Linked DNA regions of Homo sapiens: region 1 is linked to region 2. Evidence: read pairs that join two places in POLR2A ChIA-PET (ENCODE). Cell type or tissue: GM12878. All regions are shown on one strand. Each heading gives the region's core, and the rest is flanking DNA. Links, peaks and the distances in the headings are about the cores only. Region 1 has its middle 53 kb from the start of IL22RA2. Region 2 has its middle 28 kb from the start of IFNGR1.

What was found. ChIA-PET counts read pairs that join two places held together with the same protein. Peaks named below come from ENCODE experiments on the same cell type or tissue, not always from the same donor. Only the 100,000 strongest peaks of a DNase experiment are listed, where the experiment ranks them.
Region 1: POLR2A ChIA-PET joins it to region 2 with 6 read pairs; 2 of 35 experiments call an interaction of 5 or more read pairs at or near these places.

What each region holds. Positions count from the first base shown.
Region 1 is chr6:137,117,826-137,123,209 of GRCh38, forward strand. No RefSeq gene overlaps it. Among named protein-coding and RNA genes, the nearest start is that of IL22RA2, 53 kb to the right of the region's middle. RefSeq lists an enhancer at 3,727-3,896. In GM12878, for the core only: no CTCF peak of the experiment used is centred there; no DNase peak of the experiment used is centred there; H3K4me3 peaks cover 664 bases; H3K27ac peaks cover 3,437 bases.
Region 2 is chr6:137,244,862-137,250,245 of GRCh38, forward strand. No RefSeq gene overlaps it. Among named protein-coding and RNA genes, the nearest start is that of IFNGR1, 28 kb to the left of the region's middle. In GM12878, for the core only: no CTCF peak of the experiment used is centred there; a DNase peak (open chromatin) is centred at 2,298; H3K27ac peaks cover 230 bases.

The sequences.
Region 1 (5,384 bases), core at 307-5,306, 130 kb before region 2:
CACATCCTGGTAGTGCAACAAGCCCTTGGAAATCTGGGCACATCTTGTCTTTCTACTTTCACATCCTCCTGTATATAGGGGCTTTTGTCCTTATTCTTGTTGCCTCAGGGTTAAAAGATGCTTTCTGCACCTCACAAAATGCTTTCTGTCGACTCTACTATCAGGAACTAGGGGAAAGAGATGAGGGTGAAAGTTGTGGCAGTACCTATTTAATAACATAATTAAAGTATTCTTGAAAGTTCTACCCAGCACAAATGGTGGAAATAGAGGGAAGTGGATGGATTTAAGAAATATTTAGAAGGGAAAATTAATAACACTCGGAAATAATTAGATATGAAGGATGAGAGGGAGGTGCTAAGGATGATGTCAAGGTTTCTGGTTTGGGTACCTGGATTGGTGATGGTGCCATTCACTTAGAAAATTGTGGAAGGGGATTGGGTTTTGGGAGAAGATCATGTGTTTAGTTATGTTGAGCATGAGGTGCCTCCAAAACATCCAAAAGGAGATGTCCGGTAGACAATTAGATATAGTTGCTCTACTTTTTTCTTGCAATGAGAGTTCTTTTATTAGAAGCATTGTTGTGTGGTAAAGCATGATGGCCAATGAGACACTCAATAAGTCCACAGGTGCTGGCCCAAACAGAAACACGATGAGCTAGGATGGTAAACCCAAATCTGGATGTGTCTACCCCACTGGGCAGATCACTGTCCCCTCCAAGATATGCTAACATCCAAGCTGTTCACAGGCTGCTTCCTGCCATTGGTTGATGGGACACTCAGGCCTGCAGCAGCCAGGTCAGCCTCAGTGAGAGGAGGCCTGTGCTCTTCTGAGCCATGTGGGACCCCCATCCCTATTGCACAGACATTTGCTCACGAACACATTGAGAAAACACCAGGGTGTCTGGGAAAGAGACTGACTAGGTCACACGTCCACTGAGTGGGTCACCTTGTCCATTGATCCTTGACATCCTGCAGTCTTATTTGTGCTGTAAGATTGGATCCAGTCTTGCTATGCTCCTCCTGCTTCATGGCTTGATGGTCCAGAGAAGACCCATTCATGATGAGAAGTGTGGGCCACATGGTCCCAGGGGACCCCGAGGTCAGGCTTTCAGCCTCCCTCAAGGGGAGTAATAAGACAGTAGACATTTTCCAGAATGAGACTAGTTATTTGCTGAAGAGGGTGGGATTTTAGTCCAAAACCTTGGAAGCCGTGGCTGTGTGTCTACTGTCAGGGTTTGCCACCGACTTCCTGCTTGGTCTCCTCTCTAGTGTTACCTCCTCTATCTAACTTTCATATTACAGCCAGAGTAATGTTTCTAAAACTGAAATCTGGCCCTGGCTAAAATCTGATCAATAATTTATTCAATCGCAATCCTTCAACACATATTTAACAAGCACCAATTATGTGTTGGTTTCAGGTCTTGAGGATTCAGCAGAGACCAAGATAAAAAGCACTGGCGAAAACTGAGGTGGAAATTAAAGAAAAAAAATTAAAAAGAAAAAGAAATAAGCTTTCCTGTATTAGGCTGACTTATCCCAGGGGCAGCAACAGGCACAGCCCAGACCCAGGAAAAGCCTCGATAAACACTATCTGGGAAGCCAGGGCTCAAAGGAATGTGCTCTGGAGACTCTCCCAGCACTCCCTCAACCTTGGGAGGAGAAAAACAAATTTTCCTTTCTCTTATGGTATGAGTTTATAGATTCCTGTTCTCTGTAACTAGTAACTTCAAATATTCTGTTTTATCTAAGTGGTACAGTGAAGGTCCTGAGCTGTCTGAGCAGGCCTGAACTACAGCTCCCTGGGCACCATAGCAAAGGTTATGAGATAAGCCTGTGCAAGGCACTAGAGCAAAGTCTAGATAACAGCCATCTGGGCTGCATAGCAAAGGTCATGTGTAATTCTGGGTTATGTACCTGTCACAATTTGATTAACTGCCTTTGTTCTGCCCTGTATCCTTGCTTTCATGCCACTATGCTTTGTGCCACTGTAAGCTTGTTTCAGGCTAGCCCACCCTCTTTTAGAAGTGTGTATACAAGTCAAGTCTGTCTTTGTTCTGGGCCCAGTCTCTGGATGATCATCCACTGGGTCTGATTGCACTCAATAAAATCATCCTGCTCTTCCCCGTGGTCTCTCTAGTCCTCCTGATTCCCGCAAGAAAACCACAATTACTTTTGCACAAACCTAATACTACACATATGTGTGTATGTAAACTTATATATTTTTTAAGTTTAAAAAATGAATTAAAAATTACATGAATCTATATGTAAATATATATAATATTATATATGTGTGAATATATGAGAGATATATATTTAATTTTCTTTCCTATTTCTTACCTCACCACGTCTATAGGGTGTGTTGGCAGTTGTTAATTTTCAACTTGTCCACAGAATACAGTGAATTAGTTCTTCTGGGACTTAAGAACCAAGTGGCTGAGCTGCTTGTTGGCAGTATGAACTAGAAAAGTCATCTCTTTTTCTGGGCTGAACTCAAATACAAAAATTTTCAATTCATCTAGTAAACGCAAGGGACTGTAAACCAAATGTTGCTTCCAAACCCTGAGGAGGTCCACCGAGTGACCTTTTTTAATGGTAGGGGGTAAAAAGGATAGCGACATGTCACTTAATTCAGAGGGTATCTCACAGTGTGCTGAACCTCCTAGGACTTGACTGATTGGGTAGGTTCCTGAATTTTATGAATTTTATTTCCTTCCCTCTGGCACACACGTATCCTACTAAATCATGTGGGTGAGGGTTACTTCTGGCTCTCCAGCTCTGTCAGCCCAGTCTCCTCTGAGCAGTAGACAGTGCCATGTCCTGCAGATGGTAGAGCACTCCAGTTCTCTCCTGAAGGTGTGTTTCTGGTGTTCTATATTGACTAAAATAGAGAAAAATAGATTTGCCTGATGAAAAGCTGCATACTGGTTTTCAGAGGTTGTGTTGACTTTCTCCAATCAATGACTGTTTTTTCAACAGCAGCTATAACAGGAGTTACTACCTGATTAAACCTACAATTACTCTTTGTCATTTTCCAAAACCCACTTACTTTTTTTCAGACCAAAAAAGCTAGTGAATGAGTATACAGGCACATGGTAATAAAAGTCAAACAAACTTCCATTTGTTTGTATTAGAGCTTTTAAATCTTCTAGAGACAATACCTCCCTTCATTCCTCTAAAGCCTTGACTTCAAGGGACATTTTATTCCAGGGTATCATAGAGGAAATTTGATTAAAGGCAAGCATTAGCTTCTAGTGTCCCATCTCTTACCTATGTTTTCACTGCCCTCAGCTCTAACAAGGCTAAAATATACACACAAATTTTCTCTGTCTCTCAAGGCCTGTTATTTGGAACCAGTGATGGTACTAATTTATGTAGTAGGCTGGTCTCTTAGGTGTAAGCAGCAGAAACCAAATCTGGGTAATTTAAACAGAAAAAGGACGGTATTAAAAGGATGTTGATTAGAGAAAAGCAATTTGAAACCATAAGCAGGAACTAAACCAGCTTTAACTTTCTGCTGATTCCTTCATTAATAATGAGTTCAATAAATCTTTAACATGTGTTATATTCATGAGGCTGGGAGATCTGTTTTAACTGAATATTGTACTTTGACAATTTTTGGAGATTCCACATAGATGTCCCAGGAAACTCCCCTTCTGAAATTAATTAGGCTTATTGAATTTTGCACTGATTGATGCCAGGTATTTCTTGTGCTCTTGGAGACAATCTCAAGCAGCAATAAACACTTACCCTGCTGGCTCTGTTTCTCTGTTCTTTTCCCTTCTTCAAGTCTGTTTTTGTTTTTGTTTCTGTTTCTGTTCTGAGCTACATCTATTCATCCAATTATGCCTTGTCTAATTTAAGTTTGGTCCATATTTATTTTTTCACTGAAGTTCAGGGACTAGTATTAATACATACCCAGCCTGTCTCTACTGAGATCGCCACCCTGTGTACATGTGAGTCTGGCTTGTGCACAGCTAATCTGTTACTCTCCTTTTGTGGCAGCAGTGGATGGAGATCTGGTTCTATGCACTGACTTTTTTTGTCATCTCTGTTGGAATGACAAAGATCTATTCTTCTTTGGCAGATACTATACACACACACACACACACACACACATTGTGAGCTTTGCTGGTCTGCTAAAATGCTAGTGTACGAAAGACAGTTCTCAATGTCCTGTCTTCCAGAGTTTTCCATGAAAGAGAAATTAATTACTTTGTTTAAAAGTTATGATTACTCTATGTGGTTGAGACTATCCTAAGTAAAGTGGAGGCAGAGAAGTATGAATGTAGAATCTAGGTAATAATGGGATGAGTTATTATTTAGCAAGGAAGAGAAAGAGTAGACTTTCTTATAGGAGAGCATCTTGTTAAAGAAGTAGTAAAGAAAAAACCTGATATGATATTTAAGGTTTATAGAAGGCTTGCAGAAAGAGAATTTTATTTGCCTTGGATTAATACCTAAAGGTAAATGAATCTGAAAAGAAGCAACACAATGTGCTAAAAGTTTTGGCAAAGTTGGCTCAATTTTGACAGGTTTGTTTGTAAGATTTTTTTAAAAAAGAAAACACATGAATACCGTGTTAATGCAAGACTATAAATTTTTTCCTCTGTTAAAATGTGATAAGTTGGACTTGCAGTCCTCAGTCTGTGCTTATTAAGAGGTAGTAAATTATCCTTTACCTTTGTGTTATTTCAAATGGCAGAGATTACATATCTCATCAAAATAACTTTCTATGCTTTATGCTGACTTTGGTTTGTTTTTTGTTTGTTTGTTTTTTAAAGACAGGTTCTCGCTCTGTCACCAAGGCTGGAGTGCAGTGACATGATCATAGCTCACTGTAACTGTGAACCCCTGGCCTCAAGCAATCCTCCTGCCTTCGCCTCCCAAAGTGTCTAGATTACAGGCATGAGTCATTTGTACCTGGCCTGTTCTTGATTATTAAACAAACAAGTAAGCAAGCAAGCAAAGAATAAAAGTTACTTCTGAGTAAGCTAAGTTTTCCTACGATGGTGTTACCTTCTGTTGGGTTTATTTTTAAATGCTACATGAGCCTCTTATTAATAAGGGGCCAAACCACCTACTATGGCTATACGCTGATCACTAGCACCTGTGTAATGCTCTGAACTAGAAACCATCCACTTGTGTTGTTTCAGTTTTGCCTTCCCAAGATCAGATCTTAGATTCATAAAATTTTTTTCTTAAAAACGTTTTGCACTAAACAAACTATGTGGTTCCTCTGAGGTTCTTCCCAGATTAAAAATTGATTTTTTAAATTAAACTTTATAAAAAGAGGGGGGCTAAAAATAATTAGTTTTGGGGTGGTCTATTTTTCTTAACTCGTTCAACGCTATCATGACAGCTTCATGGAAAAGGTTAAATAAATGA
Region 2 (5,384 bases), core at 131-5,130:
CAGGAAAAGACAGGGCAACTAGACTTTTTCTGAAACTGTAATTTTTCCAGTGTTTTTTAGCTCAAAATATACCAATTTGTTATATTTGGGGATGATGTTTCCTTCACTTCTTCATCGTAGAAGCAGAAATTCCAAACACCTCTTTGAGAGTTACTCATTCTCTGGGTATCTTCCACGTATATATGAAATATACATGTTAATAAATGTCTGTTTGTTTTTCTCTTGTTAATCTGTGTTTTGTAATAGGGGTCTGTTTCAACTATATATTGGGGTTTTATTTTTCCCTACCCATTCATGCACCAATCAATCTAGCATCAATCAAGCTATATAAAACAACAACTGGTAAGTTCAGGAGAAGTGTGCATGGCTCATCAAACACCCTGTTATTTGCCCAGGAAGCTAACACATTGCTGTTGGCTGTTGTGTGTGCCTGAGGGAAGGGATAGAGGCTTACATCCTAGCTTTTGCTTTTCCAAGTATGCTTAAGGAGTGAGCGTGTGTGCACTTTCTCAGCTTGGAGAGTTCTGATGTGAGGTGAGGTTCGTTTATTATGCCCTCAACACTCCTTATCCTGTTGCTCAGGGGACCTTTCTGAATCTCACTTTGCACAGGTCTTCCCCAAAGCTGCCTCCTGGGCTGTCATCTCCTGGTCCCAAGGGGTGGCCTGAGTGGGACTGGGGGAAGAATGATCAGGAAGCAGTTGGTCTGCCTTGCCTGCTGTTACTCTTCTCAGTGACCTGGTTTCAGGGTTGTCCTGATGTGATGCCACAGCCTCTGACAAGTGCCATAGATCCTGGCTGGTGATGATCCAGCAGGGCACACGTGGTGGAGAAATGGCCACCACCAGAAAGCTCTCCGCAGCCCATCCCCGCCTGCTGCACCTGTGGTCTCTTCTGCTCCAACCCTGGGATACAGGCTTTTTTATCTTGACTAGGGTTTCTCAGAGTCTTTATGTCCTGATCCATCATCCACTTTCTTTTCACCATGACACTTCTGGGCTCAGTTTGGGGAGGAATGATGGTATTCAGCATTAGTTCACCATCTGGTGAGGAACTAGAATCTTTTATGCATCTTTATATTCCCTTCCTTAAGATGCTTAAGGTATGTCCTAGAACAGTAGTTCCCTACATTTTTGGCACCTGGGACCAGTTTTGTGGAAGACAGTTTTTCCACAGATGAGGGCAGGGGATGGCTTCGGGATGAAACTGTTCCACCTCAGATCATCAGGCTTCAGATTTTCATAAGGAGCATGCAACCTAGATCCCTCATATGTGCAGTTCGCAATAGGGTTCGTACACCTAGGAGAATTGAATGCCACCTGCTGATCATAAAAAACATAAAAAACTAAAAAAAAGGAAAACCACTTTGTCTATGATCTTTAGACTTATTTATGTTTAAATTGTTTTTTTCTGTTTAATTTTTAAACAGGAGGTGGAACTCAGGCGGTAATGTTCGCTGCCGCTCATCTCCTGCTATGCAGCCTGGTTTCTAACAAGCCATGGACTGGCCCTGGTCCACGGCCTGGGGACTGGGGGCACCTGTCCTAGAACACTGACCTGGACTGCCTCACCAAGTTTAGTATGAAGGACAAGTCTGTTTCATTGTGAGGAAAAACTATGTTAGAAAAATATAAATATAAATATATAGTATGCTATACTTAAGCTAGTATAATTTAGTGCATAATAACTGTGAAGTAAATGACCGCTAAATAAATAAGACTTTGGATGAGCAGCTAGAGCAGGCTGCACACCACTGTGACAGCATTATTTCTCAGTGCTACAGCAGTTAAGTGCTACTTAAAGAGAAGAACAGATTACTAAAAGGTTGATTTGAACAAATCCTTTAATACATTTGCTTGTTGTTTGGGATTTGTTATTTCAAAAATACTTTAACTTCTCAATTTTGACCCAAACACCGTTAATTGTTTGTGAGTGAGCTTTGTAAAACTGAATGCAGAAGTTTTGATTGTGAGGCAAAAACTCTCTCATCCTGTTTTAAGGAAGATCTACATGCCCTTCTTGGTGATATTCTAGGAAGCAAAAGGAGAAGTGCTCTCTGGGAGATGAATTTCACTACCCTTGTTTTCCCCCTCCTTACAAGATTGGAGCAAATTCCCACTTATTTAGCAAGCAAAACATACTTCATAATTTCCAAATAAGAAGTAAAGTTTGCCATGTACACATCTGGAACCTGTGCATCTAGTCTCAGTTTACAACAAATAATACTTGTATTCTATGAATTCACCCAAAAGCTCAGTTTCGAGTTGACTCAATTCATGAGGAAAGTGCAATTAAGGTAGCTGATATTGATGACAGTTTAAGTAAAATATTAACCATTCACCCCTAGTACGATTTCAGGTTCTAGCTTGTTTCAAATTAAATCACAATATCAAATTAGATCACCAGAATTATTTAGTGTAACTCTTTGTAAAGTTGCCTTTACTAATGTAACTTAATCTGCCTTATTTGAATGTCTTTGACATTCTTGAATGTTGATATGAGAAATGGTCCTATGGAATTAAGGTTTCTGCATCTTTTTAGAAGACTCTGTTGCAAAAATTAATAATTCTGCAAGAGCTACCATTCACAGAGTACATCGGATGACCCAGGCACATGCTTTACTGAATTTAATTCTCACTATAGTCTTTTAGGTGTATATTATAATCCTTACTTTACATATGAAGAAACCGAAGCTATGTTAAACAACTTGCTCACACCTAATAAGTGCTTGACACAAGATTGAAACCCAGGTCTGTTAGATCTCTAAGTTTGTGGCCTTAACCAATATTTTATATTGTAATTATGCTATATGTGTAGAATTACTCATATAAAATGGTAAGAAATTGGGAGGAACTACATTGTAGAGCCAGAAGTCTGACTGGGATGGCAAGCTACAATCAGGATGATCTTTGGCACATATGGGCTTGCCTTGAAATTTCTAGATTCCATTTTGTCAGAAGCTGGATAAAGACTGGACTTTGGTCACCCAACCCTGCTGAAGACTCAGATTATTCCTGACTTGGACATTAAAGGGAAACTTAGTTCCATGGGCAAGGGTGTCTAGGACACTCAGGTAACCACATGAACAGGAGCTTACCTTTGACTTCAGGGCCTTCAATGAGTCATAGGTTAGGAAATCCTTATCTAAGCCATGCTAGTTCCCAGTTTTTCTTGGCTTCTGGGAAGCCCTGTTTCAAATGAAATACTCAATTCCAATATTTTCCTGAATGTTATTATGTTCTTCTTTCCCTCTAAGTCAGTAGACTTCAAACTGTGTTCCACATAGTTCTTTGAGTTCCACAGGCCCTCTTTTAGGGTGCCCCATTGCTTGAGGAGAAGATGGAAGGGATGGAGCTGTGGGCAGGCATCCTGCCCCTTAGTCCAAGCAGCTTCAAGGCCACAGGCATGAAAGGACATTAGCTCAGCTCTACCACTGCCTAGTGATTTGATTTCTTTATGCCCCAGTGTCCTCATCTATAAAAAGGTACTAATAGTCCTCTCTTGTAGGTTTCAGTCATGACAAAAGGACTAAATGCATGTATGACACTCAGAACCCTGCCTGACAAAAAGCAAGCACCCAGGAGTTGTTAGTCATTATTATTGCTTGACTATGCTTTTAAATAAAATGTTTTTTATAATGAAGAACACTGAAACTAAAAAAAAAAAGGAAAACCACTTTGTCTATGATCTTTAGACTTATTTATGTTTAAATTGTTTTTTTCTGTTTAATTTTTATTTGTATGTTATTTTCACGTAAATGAGATTTAATTCATTCCCAGTCTGCCATTTTTGATCTACCAAACTACCTCCTCATAAATGGTCATCCCTGACTTCCCAGTGAGAAACTTGGAAATTGCTTTTATTTCTTGGCTGACAGATCTGATAAATGAGTGTTAGAAGGAAAACTTTAGCTAAAGTAAATTTAACGGAATTTAATTGAGCCAAGAACAATTTGTGAATGAAGTAGCCTCCCAAGCTAGAGTAGGCTCAGAGAGACACCAGTGCAGCCACGTGATGTAAGAAGATTTATGAACAGAAAGAGAACAGGGAAGCACAGAAAACGGAAGTGAGGTACAGAAGCAGCTGGATTGGTCACAGCATGGTGCCTGCCTTATTTGAACACGGTTGAAAAGGTTGGCCCTCTCTGACTGGCCAAAACTCAGTGTTTGGCACAAGAGTAGGTTACAGTCTGTTTACAAATCCATTGAGGTTATAGTTCCTTAGGTACAGAGAAGCCTTTAAGTCAAACTTAAAATACATAAGGAGACAGCTGTAGGCCAAACTTGATTTAAGCTTCTTTGCCTCTCACTTTGCTACTGGCTTCACTGCCTCAGGTGCTCTGTGCTTGAGACAACTTAAGGTTGAGACCCTTTAAAATATTTTGCTGTCCTCTTTGCAGATGAGAGTGTATTAGTCTATTCAGGCAGCTATAAGAAAACACAATAAACTGAGTTGCTTATAAACATTAGAAGTTTATTTCTCTCAGTTCTGGAGGAAAGTCCAAGACCAACACACAGGCAGACTGGGTGCCTGGTGAGGGCTCTCCTCCTGGTTCACTCTTCCTGTGGGCCTGTTTTATAATGGAGCTAATCCCATCCATGAGCACTCCACCCTCATGATCTAATGACCTCCCAGAAGCCCCATCTCTTAATATCATCACCCTGGGGATTAGGAATTCAACATGTGAATTTCAGGGGGACACAAACCCTTAGACCATAGCAGAGGATACAAAGAAGTAAAAAAAGATAGATAACAACAAAAGAAAAATAATGGCTATTACTAGTCATTTTAATTTTTTTTTTTACTTTCCTCGCTCCCCCTTCCTACTTTTGAAACATTTTTAAAGTTTTCAATGAGAAAAGAAAAGCCCAAACATTATTAATTTTATTGTATTTTTTCCCCAGTAAAATATATCATGCATACAAACTGGTAGAAATAACGTACGTTCACTGTTTTAATAAGGAGAATGAAATGAGCCTCACTGAGTGTAATCTTGGGTTTGCCCTTCACCTGGCTCCCTCTTCACTGCCTCACTGGCTCTGGGCTTTAGGGAGAGGATGTCTATGGACACCATCTGCAGCCTCCTTTGCCTTTCAACTTCCTGTTAGTTTTGGCCAATGGAGTATTGCATTAAACCTGTTTTTCTACACACTGCCCCTACTTTTGTACACAATCCCTTTCTTAACTTCTCCTCAAATTAACTTGAGGTTTCTGTTTACTTCCTTTAAGGATCCAACCAGCTCCCCCTGAGCTGGGCCGGTGGAGGCTCTCCCTTATCCTCGGGAGAGGTATATACCGGTTTAAACTTTGTGTTAATCATTCCTTTGGTTAAAAAGAACTAATGTCATCATATAAGTATGTCGAAATGCATATTGTTTAGTTTTG